Regions from separate parts of the Homo sapiens genome. Here region 2 is linked to region 1. The links are chromatin loops, found by intact Hi-C in ENCODE. Cell type or tissue: Caco-2. All regions are shown on one strand.

Region 1 (2,500 bases):
TCAAGGAATACTACACATAAACATGTGTTTCGTTGGTCCATTCATGACTCCATACCCACAATTTAGAAACCTAACTGCTTTGGGTAGAAGGGTGTTCTTGTACTACTGTGAGAATTAAACCAAGACCAGGTCTTTAGATCAAAGCAAGTTTCCCTAGCTCCTCAACCTAACAGCAGTCTAGACCTGCCTTCTCAGTAACAGAAACACCACATTTTCATCCCAGTGAAAATAGGATGAATTTACAGTTTTTATTATATCCAGTTAATGATTCTCTGATTGTTGTATGCCAGACTGAGATTCTCATTAACTTACATCTGGTTCAGGATGCTCTGGTATTTTAAACACATCCAAAACAATACAGAGACAGCATTTTACAGCCTAAAAGATTAGCATGTTCCTTGCTGTGGGAAGTTTTACTTCACCTGAATTCCAGAGAGTATAAAAGGATTCACCTGAAGAATCAGGCCTATCAGATACTAAATTATGTCATCAGAGAGTCAAGATCATGATCAGGCCAGTTGAAAATCCAGGATTACCTCTTCTTGGGTTTGTGGCCAATCAGAGTGGCCCAAGTATTCAATGGCCTGATTGGTGCAAAGAATGATGGACTAAAATATGTTTATGAGAGAGTCTTTGTGACTAAATGAATAAAAAAAACTCAGGAATGCAGAAAGACTGACACCATAATATTAGCTATATCTTTACAAATTGATGGTGTTACATAAATAATTTATCCTCTCAAAAACGCTGATTTTATCATAAAAAGTGTTCATTTATCACATCATAGTACTTAATGTTTGGACAAAATCATATGAATACATACTATTAGTCATAGACAATTTATTAGTAAAGATTTAATTATTGTATTTCTTTTAAGTGCTAAAATATCACCCAATAGATTTTATTCACCTCTTCACTTTCCTTTTATTCAAATATATCTATTAATAAAGATGCTTCTATGTATTCTAAGTATTTATTTTCTTGGCATAACCAAACCTTTTTCAACCTGAAAATATATTTAATATGTAATTGAAATGAAGAAAACAGAAACTCATAAGATAATGTGCATCTATCTTGTTAGAAAAAGCTGACAGTTTTTGGAATAAAATGGTGTTTTAGTGAAAGTGAACATTTATATTGGTGTCAACTGCAGAAGTATTTCAAATAAAATTAATAAAGAAACAAGTATTTGGTGTCGGTTCATTTTAACCCTGTTTGATCTTAACAGGAAATGATAGCTATTAAAATGACGTTAGGTCACAGAATACACTGAAAGTAGAGATCAATGGAGAGCAAACAATGCTACATTTTTAGATCAAGGTTCTAACACTAGGGAATGTCCCAAGATGCATTTCATTTTCAAATAAATTCCTTCTACTTGGAGCCAAAGGTCAGCAAGCTAGCATTAGTTAAAGAGATTTCAGCTGCATCAAAGTTAAATAACAACCAAAAGTCACCCACAGCAGAGCCTCTCTAATCCATAGATGTGTCCCCAAGGGCGGCAGGCCAAAGTAGAAAACAGAGATTTGTTCAAGGTGCCAACAATAATTGCTGTGATCAGCAGGTATCTTGGGCTGAGAGCTCAGGATAAGAAGCTTTTTTTTGTTTGCCTCACAGAAGAAAAAAATCTATTTAAGCACACTTACTTGTTGAACTAAATACATGTAGTTGGAACTGATTAATCTCTATAACACAACACAGCCAATTATAATAATGTTTAGAAATATGACATTTTATAGTAAACATAGGAAACTTTATATTCCTTTAAAATATCTGATCAACCTAATGCATAGAATACCTTTTAGGTTTTTTTTTAAGTGAAGTCTTTCTGTGAAAAGCTTTTTCATCCTGTTGAAAATATCAATATTACAAGCCAGAGTTGTTTCTTTCAGATAAATAAATATTGATTTTCCTCCTCTATTTTTTACCAATGACAGGCAACTGCCTTCATTGCTCTGAATATTTTATTGTTTTAGAATTGACAAATTCCATTAGCATTGAATTTTTATTGTTTCATTGTTCCCACTTTTAAAAAAGGCATTTGTGTTATTTTATGTGTGTGTGGTAGATAAGACAGAAAAGTGAGACTGAAATTAATGTAGCACTCACTCCCTATACCATAGTTTCCTTGTCGAATATGATTTATCTAAGTTTGACCTATCACTGACTTTGCAAGAATTTATTAAAAACTGAGCTGTTTCCAATTTCATTCTTTTTAGCAAATTAGACAACAAAGTTATGTACATTAATGCAACAATTAATTGTAACCAAGAGCTGCTCAAAATATCTCATGTGAATGAATTTAAACATATGTCACTTAATTCCTAGCAATTGTTCTGTGGTGCTCTGTGTAGGCAAGTGTTGTGACTGTACTTAATGTTAACCACCATTGGACAAATTAGCAAACACAGCCTGATATGTGCATGCACATTGACTTGATATACTGGGCTTTATTTTCTCATTATCTTTGCATTCAAATCTGACTTATTATACCAGAATA
Region 2 (2,500 bases), 120 kb after region 1:
TGCATTAAACAACCGAAACTAAGGATCCTCACAGAGTTCGTTCATTTCACACCCCTTCCCACCTCCTCTGGAGCAGGTGCTGTATACAAAGCTGAGAGACCTGCAGATGGTTCACATCACATCACAAGACTCTGTGCAGACACCCAGTAGTACCAGCCCAGCACCTGGTAGACCTGCTGGGTGGCTAGATCCAGAAGAGATAACAATCACCACAGCTCAGCTCTCAGGAAACCACAACCCTAGGAAAAATAGGAGAGTACTATGTATAGGGAATACCCCCTGGGACAAAAGAATCTGAACAGCAGCCTTGAACCCTAGATCTTCCCTCTGACATAGCCTATCCAAATGAGAAGGAACCAGAAAAACAGTTCTGGTAATATGAAAAAACAAGGTTCTTTAACATCCCCTCAAAAAATCACACTAGCTCACCAGCAATGGATCAAAACCAAGAAGAAATTCCTGATTTACGTGAAAAAGAATTCAAAAGGTCAGTTATTAAGCTAATCAAGGAAGCATCAGAGAAAGTTAAAGTCCAATTTAAGGAAATAAACAAAAAGTGATACTAGAATAAAAAGTCTTCATTGAAAGACATAGCATAAATAAAAAAAAATCAAAACTTTAGGAAATAATAGACACACGTAGAGAAATGCAAAATGCTCTGGAAAGTCTCAGCAATAGAATCAAATAAGCAGAAGAAAGAACTTCAGAGCTCAAAGACAAGGTTTTCGAATTAATCCAACAAAGACAAAGAAAAAAGAATTAGAAAAAATGAACAAAGCTTACAAGAAGTCTGGGATTATGTTAAACAACTAAATCTAAAAATAACTGGTGTTCCTGAGGAATAAGAGAAATCTGAAAGTTTGGAAAACATATTTGAGGAATAATCAAGGAAAACTTCCCTGGCTTTGCTAAAGACATAGCCATCCAATTACAAGAAGATCAAAGAACACCTGGGAAATTCATCACAAAAAGATCATTGCCTACGCACATTGTCATCAGGTTATCTAAAGTTAAGATGAAAGAAAGAATCTTAAGAGCTTTAAGGCAAAAGCACCAGATAAGCTATAAAGAAAAGAACTTCAGAGCTATCATATTAACAGCAGATTTCTCAGCAGAAAACCCTACAGGCTGAAGGGATTGGGGCCCTATATTCAGCCTCCTTAAACAAAACAATTATCATCCAAGAATTTTGTATCCAGTGAAACTAAGCTTCATAAATGAAGAAAAGATAGAGTCTTTTTCAGACAAACAAATGCTGAGAGAATTTGCCACTACTAACCCAGCTCTACAAGAAATGCTAAAAGGAGTTCTAAATCTTGAAACAAATCCTGGAAACACATCAAAACAGAATCTCTTTAGAGCATATATCTCACAGGACCTATAAAATAAAAATACAATTAAAAAACAATATATACCGGCAACAAATAACATGATGAATGGAATAGTACCTCATATTTCAATACTAACGTTGAATGTAAATGGCCTAAATGCTCCACTTAGAAGATACAGAATTGCAGAATGGATGAGAATTCATCAACCAACTATCCTGCCTTCAATAGACCCACTTAACATAAGGACTCATATAAACTTAAGGTAAAGGGGTGGAAAAAGACATTCCATGCAAATCAACACCAAAAGCGAACAGGGGTAGCTATTCTTATATCAGACAAAACAAACTTGAAGGCAACAACAGTTAAAAACGACAAAGATGGACATTATATAATGATAAAAGGTCTTGTCCAACAGGAAAATATCACAATTCAAAATATATATGAACCTAACACTGGAGCTCCCAAATGTATAAAACAATTACTGTTAGACCTAAGAAATGAGATAGACAGCTACACAATAATAGTGTGAGACTTCAAAACTCCACTGACAGTCTAGACAGGTCATCAAGACAGAAAGTCAAGAAAGGAACAACAGATTTAAACTACACTCTGGAACAAATGGACTTAACAGATATTTACAGAGCATTCTGCCCAACAACCACAGAATATACATTCTGTTCCACAGTGCATAGAACTTTCTCCAAGTTAGACCATATGATAGGCCATAAAAGAAGTCTCAATAATTTAAGAAAATTGAAATTATACCAAGTACTGTCTTAGATCAAGGTGGAATAAAACTGGAAATAACTCCAAAAGGAACCTTCAAAACTATGCAAATACATAGAAATTAAATAACCTGCTCCTGAATAATCACTGGGTCAACAATGAAATTAAGATGGAAATTTAAAAATTCTTGTAACTGAATGACAATAGTAACACAACCTATTAACACCTGTGAGATACAGCAAAGGTGTTGCTAAGAGAAAAGTTCATAGCCCTAAATGCCTACATCAAAAAGTCTGAAAGAGCACAAATAGACAATCTACGGCCACACCTCAAGGAACTAGAGAAACAAGAACAAACCAAACCCAATCCCAGCAGAAGAAAGGAAATAACCAAGATCAGAGCAGAACTAAATGAAATTGAAACAACAACAACAACAAAACAAT

The links. Peaks named below come from ENCODE experiments on the same cell type or tissue, not always from the same donor. Only the 100,000 strongest peaks of a DNase experiment are listed, where the experiment ranks them.
Region 2: it touches region 1 in a loop (8-fold over the local background); 2 of 110 quality-filtered maps call a loop at or near these places.

The regions. Positions count from the first base shown.
Region 1 is chr2:193,427,152-193,429,651 of GRCh38, forward strand. No RefSeq gene overlaps it. Among named protein-coding and RNA genes, the nearest start is that of PCGEM1, 680 kb to the left of the region's middle. In Caco-2, no CTCF peak of the experiment used is centred here; a DNase peak (open chromatin) is centred at 1,490.
Region 2 is chr2:193,542,940-193,545,439 of GRCh38, forward strand. No RefSeq gene overlaps it. Among named protein-coding and RNA genes, the nearest start is that of PCGEM1, 790 kb to the left of the region's middle. In Caco-2, no CTCF peak of the experiment used is centred here; no DNase peak of the experiment used is centred here.